2 separate regions of the Homo sapiens genome follow, and region 1 is linked to region 2. Evidence: chromatin contacts called from ENCODE Hi-C or POLR2A ChIA-PET data. All regions are on one chromosome and are shown on one strand. Each heading gives the region's core, a stretch centred on a gene start or an enhancer-like site at or near the end of the contact. The rest is flanking DNA. Distances are from core to core; before and after follow the strand shown.

What was found. Hi-C counts contacts between places; a loop is a spot of excess contacts on that map. ChIA-PET counts read pairs that join two places held with the same protein, here RNA polymerase II (POLR2A). Pooled maps may share reads with other maps.
Region 1: a map of right cardiac atrium shows a loop between it and region 2 (3-fold over the local background). The contact joins two enhancer-like sites. A Hi-C loop is called at or near these places in 9 of 168 maps with a recorded cell type or tissue (Right ventricle myocardium inferior, dorsolateral prefrontal cortex, heart left ventricle and 6 more), 1 of 37 single-sample maps with no recorded cell type and 4 of 50 pooled maps. POLR2A ChIA-PET finds 5 or more read pairs at or near these places in 2 of 52 experiments (HEK293T and PC-3).

Annotation. Positions count from the first base shown.
Region 1 is chr1:64,659,995-64,665,939 of GRCh38, forward strand. CACHD1 (cache domain containing 1) reads left to right here. Exons shown (of 27, transcript NM_020925.4): 14 at 3,701-3,843; 15 at 4,504-4,685. Among named protein-coding and RNA genes, the nearest start is that of RAVER2, 82 kb to the right of the region's middle. RefSeq lists a silencer at 3,764-3,939. Within about 2 kb of position 4,434, at least 3 of the 41 ENCODE cell types and tissues checked have a DNase peak (open chromatin) inside an H3K27ac peak, as active enhancers do.
Region 2 is chr1:64,275,205-64,281,408 of GRCh38, forward strand. No RefSeq gene overlaps it. Among named protein-coding and RNA genes, the nearest start is that of UBE2U, 75 kb to the left of the region's middle. Within about 2 kb of position 4,952, at least 2 of the 41 ENCODE cell types and tissues checked have a DNase peak (open chromatin) inside an H3K27ac peak, as active enhancers do.

The sequences.
Region 1 (5,945 bases), core at 3,184-5,683, 380 kb after region 2:
CCAGCAGTGTTGACAATTTGGATAGAGCCAGTGATGTTGATCCAAGAAGGCAGGATTTTATATTTCTTTGTTTTGATTTGGTCTTTGGGGTTTTGTTTGTTTTTATACAAAAAAGTATGTTTAAAAATTTCATATTTTTAAGAAATGCTTTACTGAAACACTGATGTGTAGAAGCCTCTTTTAAGTTCTGTGTGAGCAAGCTACTGCTGGTGAAAATTAGGTCACTGTTTTGAAATTTGAGACAATAAATTACAATAGTTTTCTTGATGAAAAAGAAGCTCAAGCCTAGATTTTTTATTTCCTTTGCATATCTCCCATAGCTACAGTTTCCAATATGGCAGCCACTAGCCACGTGTAGCTATTGGGCACTTTAAATATGGCTCATCCAAATTGAGGTGTATGGTAAGTGTGAAGTTCATACTTAATTTTTATATTGATAACATGTTAAAATTATAATGCTATTGTGGATATACTGGATTCCATAAGCATATTATAAAAATTACTTTAATACTACTTTTTGCTTTGCTTTTTTTTTTTTATTTATTTTTACTTTGACAGGGAGTTTTGCTCTTGTCACCCAGAATGGAGTACAGTGGCACGATCTTGGCTCACTGCCACCTCCGTCTCCTGGGTTCAGGTGATTCTTCTGCCTCAGCTGCCTGATTAGCTGGGATTACAGTTGCGCACCACCACGCCCGGCTAATTTTTGTATTTTTAGTAAAGATGGAGTTTCACCATGTTGGCCAGGCTGGTCTTGACTCCTGACCTCAGGTGATCCTCCCGCCTTGGCCTCCCAAAGTGCTGGGATTACAGGCGCCACTGTGCCCAGCCACTTTTTGCTTTTCTTAATGTGGCTACTGGAAAATTTTAAATTACATCTGTGGATCGCATTGCATTTCAGTTGGACAGCAAGCACTGCCTCATAGAGATTATTCAGATAATGTATGAACTTAATTATTTCATATATGATTAACAAGCAGACCATAGGCCAGTGTCTGACTTTCACTGGGAGGTCTTGGCACCCTTCCTCACCTTGATGGTAAGGCCCCAGGACAAGGTGGAGAGGTAATCAAGGGCATCTTAGTTAGGATCAGTTGGCAATGAAAATGAACCAAGGTAATTAAAATACAATAAAAAGGGAATAGGAAATATGGGAAGCAATGGCAAAGAAGTGGTTTCCATTTGATTTCAGTGATGTGGGGGTTTAGAGGCCAGGTCTTAAATATATGTCACCTGTGTTCAAGTGAGCTGATAGAAGGACATCATCTTTCTTGGTACACAAAGAGACAAAGAAAAAATTTTTAAGAGTGCATCATCTAAGGCAATTAAATATGTATATGTGTGTATAAATAAGCATGTCTACCTCCTAGACACAAAGCTTTGGGTCCTGTATCTTGATTCCTTCTGTCTCTTTGTGCTCACCCCATCTTACTGCACTAGCCTTTTCTAAAACGCCAGTCTCTGTCACTACAAAAGAGACCCCAAGCCACCTCTTCTTCTCTTTACTCCAGCCCCGTGGTGACTCTTCTGTCTCTGAAGTGGGTGCCTTTGACACTTCTTATATTATTGTGTTATTCTTACACTGTTATTTTTCTCTATTTTCCTTATTCCTTGTCACTCCAATCAGATCCTAACTTCTTTGAGTTCAGGAACTACCCTCTCTCTTTTTGGCAGGTCCTTGCATGGAGGGCCTGCAAAAGAATATATACATGAATCCACAGCATGCTGCTAGGCACCCTAACCTTTTCCAGCCTCTGGTTGTCTTTGCTTTGGTTAATTAATATAATAATAATCTCCCAGGGTAGCCAATGAAGATATCATCAGAATTAAATGAAACATAACATTATTTAATGTTTTCTGGGAATGGCAGACTAGGTAATTCTAACCCAACCTACTGAGGACAACTATTTAATAAAATTCCTGGATTGAAACGTAATCCTGGATTAAAATCTTGGAAAGCATCAGAGCTAACATGAGAGAGAGGAATTACTGGGCAAAAATCTCAGAGAAAATAAGAACCCAGAGAAGAGAGCCAACACTCAAAGCCACTTTTGCAATGCACATGTCTACCAATCCAGAAGAAACAGCTGTGAAATTAAACAGTGCTTTAAGTAGCTACTTCAGGCAAGGAAGAGAAGCAAAAATCAAATCCAGGGTCCACAAAAGGTGAAGACTCTAATAAATTTTTTACTCCCAGCCCCACATACATACATGCTTTTGGCAGAGATTCTAAAAGACTACATCTTTAGGGGAAGGCCTGAAGTTAAATCAGGCCTTGACTTGGGGTTCCTATCATCTGAGTGGTTTGGGGAACTTCAAGCATTAGCCTTTGAAATAGGATTAGTTGAAGTCATGCAGTGCTTAGGTCAGTATCCTGGCTCCTAATTGGGAACTGTTTCCAACACCCCACCTGCTACATCTTGCAGTGTGGCACCGGACAGGATGAAACAACAATCCTCTCTGGAGAAGGATCCCCCATCTTCTTAGGCCTCAAGCTATTTCTACAGATTACTTTTTAAGTGCAATGTCCAGCACAATCAGAGATCACCAGGCTACCAGGAGACAAGACATGACGTGTGAGAACTAACAAAAGGAGTAGAAGATGCCCTATGTGATTAAATGAGATAGGACACATGATCATGCTTTCTAAAGCTTTTAAAAATACTATAAGGTTGAATGGTAGAAAATCTCAAAGACGAAGATTTAGTGTTTTTGTTCTGCACTGTGATTCACTGTGAGAATTTTTATCTTAAATAGAGAACTAGGATTTTCCTGTTAGATCAGACCAATAATGAAACATGTATACATTAATTACTATATTTCTAGAAGCTTTTGTTTGTGTCAAGTTTTGCTGCCACCATCTGAGTGAATAATTTTTATTTGATTTTTGCATTGATTTCACTGTTCCATCTTTCTTTCTTAAATAGTACTACTAATATGAATAATAGTTAATACTCATTTGCTTTACAAATATTAACTCATTGAATTCTCACCGTATTTCTGTAAGATTGCTGCTATGCAAATGAGAGAAACACTACATGTATTATAACCTGCCCAACATCACACAGCCAGAAAATGGCTTTAATCCAGACTGGTTTCATGTGTGTCATAAGCTGTCCCCTCATTCCTCATAAGATATTATATGTAGATCTCAGATAGTTTGAAGAATTTCTACTCCCAGCACTTGTGTTTATTGGCGCATGTCTTTACTGGTTCATTCTTAGGACTGTAAGCTCCCTGAAGGGAGAGAATGTGGCCCTTTAGATATTAAGCCGCCGCCGGGCGCAGTGGCTCATGCCTGTAATCCCAGCACTTTGGGAGGACGAGACAGGTGGATCACGAGGTCAGGAGATCGAGACCATCCTGGCTAACACGGTGAAACCCTGTCCCTACTAAAAATACAAAAATAAGCCGGGCGTGGTGGCGGTTGCCTGTAGTCCCAGCTACTGGGGAGGCTGAGGCAGGAGAATGGCAGGAACCCAGGAGGCGGAGTTTGCAGTGATCCGAAGCCGCGCCACTTCACACCAGCCTGGGCCACAGAGCGAGACTCCATCTGAAAAAAAAAAAAAAAGAAAAAAAGGAAAAAAAAAGACATTAAGCCACCATAGCTGACAGATTGGCAGAGCCCGAGTGATGCCTTTGTTTGGGATGAGATAGAGTCTCCGCATTCTCAGGCCTGCTTTGTTTGCTTCTCTTTCAGAAAGTCCCACCATCATGCTGTCTGCTGGCAGCTTTTCCTCCCCCTATGAGCACCTCAGCCAGCCAGAGACAAAGCGCATGGTAGAGCACTACACCGCCTATCTCAGCGACAACACCCGCCTCATTGCTAACCCGGGCCTCAAAGTAAGCATTGGCGCAGAGCTCCATTTCTGGTGTCCCCCTCCACAGGCCCAGCAGGGGGTGCTGGCAGTGAACCTTTGAAGTAGGAAACCCAGCTCTGCATCTGTGCCTCTCAGCTGGAGAGCTGCAGAGTGTGTGGCCCAGGGGAGGCTGGTCAGCAGTGACTCTTCTGATGGATGAAGAAGCCCCGTGGGCCACATGGAGAATCTGTTACAGGCCTTAGAAGCACTGGGGGTTTCCAGTGATGTTAGAGGGATGTGATTTAGAGACTAGTGAAACTTTCCCAGCCCTGTCTTACCCAGAGGAAGAAGTAAAGTGCCCCTGCTGTCTCTCGAGATAAATATAAGTATAAAGTTTAAGGAACAAAGCTTTAGGGTTAGTGTGTATATATGTGTATATTAATGACTCGCTATAGGATTTTTCTTCTTAAACTCAGAAAGCCTAGGTAGGGTGAACAATTGAGTGATCACGCATCTGCTGACTGTATTTCTGCAAGCTTTTATTTTCACCAAGTTTGGTTGCATCCATCTGCTGTGGAAAGATTTTTAAAAAGTAATTCGGCTTGGCTTCTCTGCAACAGAGCTTTGGGAACACTGCCAGCAGCCCACTCTCTTTTCATGTGAGTTTTAAAGGATCCCTGCTATGTCTTCCTTTGTTTCCCAGTTCTCTGTCAGAAATGAAGTAATGGCTACCAGCCACGTCACAGATGAATGGATGACACAAATGGAAATGAGTAGCCTGAACACTTACATTGTCCGCCGTTACATAGCAACACCCAATGGCGTCCTCAGAATTTATCCTGGTTCCCTCATGGACAAAGCATTTGATCCCACTAGGAGACAATGGTGAGTTTTAGGGGCTTCCGTTATCAAAGGTTCTCCCCCAAATCCTGGAGAGACATGGTAAGTACATACAATAAAGCAACTTCAGGGCATTAAACTAAAGAAGATACTTTCATGGTGGTGAAAAATGTTCCTGAATAGTTTTTTCAGTGCAGCATTAACAACAGCTTTGTGGGGTTTTTTCTATCTAAAATGTTTTTATCTCATTGAAATTTTGAGCCTGAAATTCTTTATGCTTGGCAATTTTAATTCCTAGTGGTTTGTTTGATTCCTACCTTATGCAAAATGTGTCCCTACTGGATAGACTTCATTTTACTACACATGATTATGGAATCAAGTTACAGCTTATGTATGACCTGTGAAAAATGAACACACAAATTCAAAAACATTCTTTTACTTCTAGGCTTTTTTTTTACTTTAATTTTCAAAAGCAAGAGCTAACAATGTGCTATAGCATAGCAGGGGAGTCAACTGGACATAAGAACAGAAAATCTACCTAGCCTCTAAAACATCTCTACCTGTAACCCTAGCACTTTGGGAGGCCAAGGCAGGTGGATTGCTCGAGCCTAGGAGTTCAAGACCAGCCTGGGTAACATAGTGAAACCCCATCTCTACAAAAAAAAAAATACAAAAATTAGTTGGGTGTGGTGGTACACACCTGTAGTCCCAGCTACTCAGGAGGCTGAGGTGGGAGAATTGCTTACGCCTAGGAGTTTGAGGCTTCAGTGAGCCAAGATCACACCACTGCACTCCAGCCTGGGCGATAGAATGAGACCCTGTCAAAAAACAAAACAAAAAAACAAAAAAAACAACTATACTACATATCTTAGTAAATGCCCAGATATATACTGAGTTCAATGTCTCTTTTTAAAGTAAGAAGGAATTTCAGATTCTCTTTACTACTTGTGTTGATGCTACAGTCAGATACAAAAGATGAGAATCCTTTTGCATTTCAGTGTAACACAAACAAAATTCATCCTAAATATTTTTAGACTTATAAGCTCACTTTTCTTTGAAATTTACAGAGTAGAGGTGCATACTTAAAAATAACATGACTTGGCCGGGTGCGGTGACTCACACTTGTAATCTCAGCACTTTGGGAGGCTGAGGTGGGCGGATCACGAGGTCAGGAGATCGAGACCACGGTGAAACCCCGTCTCTACTAAAAATACAAAAAATTAGCTAGGCATGATGGCGGGTGCCTGTAGTCCCAGCTACTTGGAGAGGCTGAGGCAGGAGAATGGCGTGAACCCAGGAGGCGGA
Region 2 (6,204 bases), core at 3,702-6,201:
GACTAACAGCGGATCTCTCGGCAGAAACTCTACAAGCCAGAAGAGAGTGGGGGCCAATATTCAACATTCTTAAAGAAAAGAATTTTCAACCCAGAATTTCATATCCAGCCAAACTAAGCTTCACAAGTGAAGGAGAAATAAAATACTTTACAGACAAGCAAATGCTGAGAGATTTTATCACCACCAGGCCTGCCCTAAAAGAGCTCCTGAAGGAAGCACTAAACATGGAAAGGCACAACCGGTACCAGCTGCTGCAAAATCATGCCAAAATGTAAAGACCATCAAGACTAGGAAGAAGCTGCATCAACTAACGAGCAAAATAACCAGCTAACATCATAATGACAGGATCAAATTCACACATAACGATATTAACTTTAAATGTAAATGGACTAAATGCTCCAATTAAAAGACACAGACTGGCAAAGTGGATAAAGAGTTAAGACCCATCAGTGTGCTGTGTTCAGGAAACCCATCTCATGTGCAGAGACACACATAGGCTCAAAATAAAAGGATGGAGGAAGATCTACCAAGCAAATGGAAAACAAAAAAAGGCAGGGGTTGCAATCCTAGTCTCTGATAAAACAGACTTTAAACCAACAAAGATCAAAAGAGACAAAGAAGGCCATTACATAATGGTAAAGGGATCAATTCAACAAGAAGAGCTAACTATCCTAAATATAGATGCACCAAATACAGGAGCACCCAGATTCATAAAGCAAGTCCTTAGTGACCTACAAAGAGACTTAGACTCCCACACAATAATAATGGGAGATTTTAACACCCCACTGTCAACATTAGACAGATCAATGAGACAGAAAGTTAACAAGGATACCCAGGAATTGAACTCAGCTCTGCACCAAGTGGACCTAATAGACATCTACAGAACTCTCCACCCCAAATCAACAGAATATACAATTTTTTCAGCACCACACCACACCTATTCCAAAATTGACCACATACTTGGAAGTAAAGCTCTCCTCAGCAAATGTAAAAGAACAGAAATTATAACAAACTGTCTCTTAGAACACAGTGCAATCAAATTAGAACTCAGGATTCAGAAACTCACTCAAAACCGCTCAACTACATGGGAACTGAACAACCTGCTCCTGAATGACTACTGGGTACATAAAGAAATGAAGGCAGAAATAAAGATGTTCTTTGAAACCAATGAGAACAAAGACACAACATACCAGAATCTCTGGTACACATTCAAAGCAGTGTGTAGAGGGAAATTTATAGCACTAAATGCCCACAAGAGAAAGCAGGAAAGATCCAAAATTGACACCCTAACATCACAATTAAAAGAACTAGAAAAGCAAGAGCAAACACTTCAAAAGCTAGCAGAAGGCAAGAAATAACTAAAATCAGAGCAGAACTGAAGGAAATAGAGACACAAAAAACCCTTCAAAAAATTAATGAATCCAGGAGCTGGTTTTTTGAAAGGATCAACAAAATTGATAGACCGCTAGCAAGACTAATAAAGAAAAAAAGAGAGAAGAATCAAATAGATGCAATAAAAAATGATAAAGGGGATATCACCACCGATCCCACAGAAATACAAACTACCATCAGAGAATACTACAAACACCTCTATGCAAATAAACTAGAAAATCTAGAAGAAATGGATAAATTCCTCGACACATACACTCTCCCAAGACTAAACCAGGAAAAAGTTGAATCTCTGAATAAATCAATAACAGGATCTGAAATTGTGGCAATAATCAATAGCTTACCAACCAAAAAGACTCCAGGACCAGATGGATTCACAGCCGAATTCTACCAGAGGTACAAGGAGGAAATGGTACCATTCCTTCTGAAACTATTCCAATCAATAGAAAAAGAGGGAATCCTCCCTGACTCATTTTATGAGGCCAGCATCATCCTGATACCAAAGCCTGGCAGAGACACAACCAAAAAAGAGAATTTTAGACCAATATCCTTGATGAACATTGATGCAAAAATCCTCAATAAAATACTGGCAAACCGAATCCAGCAGCACATCAAAAAGCTTATCCACCACGATCAAGTGGGCTTCATCCCTGGGATGCAAGGCTGGTTCAATATACGCAAATCAATAAATGTAATCCAGCATATAAACAGAACCAAAGACAAAAGCCACATGATTATCTCAATAGATGCAGAAAAGGCCTTTGACAAAATTCAACAACCCTTCATGCTAAAAACTCTCAATAAATTAGGTATTTATGGGACGTATCTCAAAATAATAAGAGCTATCTATGACAAAACCACAGCCAATATCATACTGAATGGGCAAAAACTGGAAGCATTCCCTTTGAAAACTGGCACAAGACAGGGATGCCCTCTCTCACCACTCCTATTCAACATAGTGTTGGAAGTTCTGGCCAGGGCAATTAGGCAGAAGAAGGAAATAAAGGGTAATCAATTAGGAAAAGAGGAAGTCAAATTGTCCCTGTTTGCAGATGACATGATTGTATATCTAGAAAACCCCATTGTCTCAGCCCAAAATCTCCTTAAGCTGATAAGCAACTTCGGCAAAGTCTCAGGATACAAAATCAATGTACAAAAATCACAAGCATTCTTATACACCAATAACAGACAAACAGAGAGCCAAATCATGAGTGAACTCCCATCACAATTGCTTCAAAGAGAATAAAATACTTAGGAATCCAACTTACAAGGGACGTGAAGGACCTCTTCAAGGAGAACTACAAACCACTGCTCAAGGAAATAAAAGAGGATACAAACAAATGGAAGAACATTCCATGCTCATGGGTAGGAAGAATCAATATCGTGAAAATGGCTATACTGCCCAAGGTAATTTATAGATTCAATGCCATCCCCATCAAGCTACCAATGACTTTCTTCACAGAATTGGAAAAAACTACTTTAAAGTTCATATGGAATCAAAAAAGAGCCCACATCGCCAAGTCAATCCTAAGCCAAAAGAACAAAGCTGGAGGCATCACGCTACCTGACTTCAAACTATACTACAAGGCTACAGTAACCAAAACAGCATGATACTGGTACCAAAACAGAGATATAGATGAATGGAACAGAACAGAGCCCTCAGAAATAACGCCGCATATCTACAACTATCTGATCTTTGACAAACCTGAGAAAAACAAGCAATGGGGAAAGGATTCCCTATTTAATAAATGGTGCTGGGAAAACTGGCTAGCCATATGTAGAAAGCTGAAACTGGATCCCTTCCTTACACCTTATACAAAAATTAATTCAAGATGGATTAAAGACTTAAACATTAGACCTAAAACCATAAAAACCCTAGAAGAAAACCTAGGCATTACCATTCAGGACATAGGCATGGGCAAGGACTTCATGTCTAAAACACCAAAAGCAACGGCAATGAAAGCCAAAATTGACAAATGGGATCTAATTAAACTAAAGAGCTTCTGCACAGCAAAAGAAACTACCATCAGAGTGAACAGGCAACCTACAAAATGGGAGAAAATTTTCGCAACCTACTCATCTGACAAAGGGCTAATATCCAGAATCTACAAAGAACTCAAACAAATTTACAAGAAAAAAACAAACAACCCCATCAATAAGTGGGCAAAGGATATGAACAGACACTTCTCAAAAGAAGACATTTATGCAGCCAAAAGACACATGAAAAAATGCTCATCATCACTGGCCATCAGAGAAATGCAAATCAAAACCACAATGAGATACCATCTCACACCAGTTAGAATGGCAATCATTAAAAAGTCAGGAAACAACAGGTGCTGGAGAGGATGTGGAGAAATAGGAAGGCTTTTACACTGTTGGTGGGACTGTAAACTAGTTCAACCATTGTGGAAGTCAGTGTGGCGATTCCTCAGGGATCTAGAACTAGAAATACCATTTGACCCAGCCATCCCATTACTGGGTATATACCCAAAGAACTATAAATCATGCTGCTATAAAGACACATGCACACGTATGTTTATTGCGGCACTATTCACAATAGCAAAGACTTGGAACCAACCCAAATGTCCAACAATGATAGACTGGATTAAGAAAATGTGGCACATATACACCATGGAATACTATGCAGCCATAAAAAATGATGAGTTCATGTCCTTTGTAGGGACATGGATGAAATTGGAAATCATAATTCTCAATAAGCTATCGCAAGGACAAAAAACCAAACACCGCATGTTCTCACTCATAGATGGGAATTGAACAATGAGAACACATGGACACAGGAAGGGGAACATCACACTCTGGGGACTGTTGTGGGGTGGGGGGAGGGGGGAGGGATAGCATTAGGAGATATACCTAATGCTAAATGACGAGTTAATGGGTGCAGCACACCAGCATGGCACATGTATACATATGTAACTAACCTGCACATTGTGCACATGTACCCTAAAACTTAAAGTATAATAATAATTAAAAAAAAAAGAAAAAAAGAACATTTAAACATTTATAAACATTTTGATAAATTTAAAAAATAATAATAATAATAATAGATCATTACTATGCAATGTGAATTGTGAAAGGATAGGCCTGTCCTAGATAACTAGAAGCAACTTGCCCCCAAATGTTATGCCAAGACAGGTTCTTTGTCTATTTGGTAAAAAGTAAGACACTTCTAATTTTTAATGTGTATAGATCTTTTTTTAAAAAATTGATCATAATAACCATATTTGGAGATCTGCCTTCATTTCTCCTGGCTCTAGAATTTATGTTCCATACAGACTGGAATTCTGTTTTCCTCAGTGCTGTAGCCCTTGCACCTTCACCAGTGTCTGACATGTACTAGCTACTCAATAATTATTTAAATGTGGCCTTCAAGTCCCTTTGTAATGCATCTACATGGACAGCAGAGAAGAGAAGGCAGTGACAACGGTGCTTTCGTGGTGGAGGCAGAATCATTCTATGTGTTCTCATTGGTGTATACAAGTATTTTTGTTCTTTTTTGTTGCTTAATCTTTTTTTCTGGTGTTATGATTTAATAAGAGGAAGTGTAGCAGAGTAAATATTGCTCATCTGATGCAGTGATCACCATTCCCAGCTACGGTTGGCTGGAACTGAGGTAGGATAAGGGATTGGCCTCATACATTTTTGGTGTTTGAATCAATGTGTTTGTAAATTGGAGAATATGGCAGTCATAGCAGAGAACAAACAGAAGAGCGGATACTCCATTTTTATTCTTCAGGAACTTCAAGTCTAGGTTTTACTTTCTCACTCCTGACCAACAGCAGTGACTTTGAAGGGGACAAGGGACCATCGGCTCATTCTTTTGTTTATTCACTCATTTATGTACATATTCAATAAATATTTATTGAGTTGGAATAAAGTGAAGTGGTGTGATGGGTGAAGTTCAAGCTGGGTTGGGAGTCATGGGGGCAGGAGGACACTTAATCCAGATTTAAGAGCTCAGGAAAAGCTCCCTGCATGAAGCAGCATTTAATCTGAGCTCTGAATAATAAATGGAGTTAACTGGGCAATAAAGGGAATTGGGGAAGAGTGCATGGGCCAAGGGAACAGCTTGCCTTGCAACCTACCAGACACAGGTGAGGGGACACAACACCTGAGAAGACCTGAAAATAGTTGGCTATAACTGCATTGCAGAATTGATGGGCAAGAGATAAGAGAAATGAGGTAAGAGAAAGAGGCAGGGGCCAGACCATGCTTGAGACAGGAACCACATGAGAAGTGATGGAGACCTGCCAAGGGCAGAGCAGAGAGAAGACAAAAAGCGGATGGATTCCAGGTTGCGTAGAAGACTTGGTGATGAATTGGACTCCAGGAGAGAGGAGTCAGGGATTCTGGTTGACATGAGGGATGATGGACCCATTTACTAAAATAAAGGATTAAGACATTTTGAATGGGAAAAGATATTGCTAATAAGTTGAGATCCCCACAGACAGGCTGACTGACTATTTTTTCCTGCCAGGGCCAAACTTAATATCCATTTTAATCTGAATCCAAATGGAAAAAGCTGGGTTCTGGATTCAGCCAGATTCAGTTCAGACCCGTGCGCCAAGCTATGTGATGTGATCCTAGACAAATTACAGAGGCTTTCTGAGCCTTACCTCCCTCATTGTAAAATGGAGAAAAGAATAATATTTCACAGCGTCATTATTGGAGTTAAATAATAAAATGCATATAAAGTGCTTCACACAGTATCAGGTTCAATAAATGTTAGCTAGAATTATTGTGTGTGAAGATGGTGGAAAGAGGAGGCAAGAGAATTAGGCACAAAGGCTGCTCAGA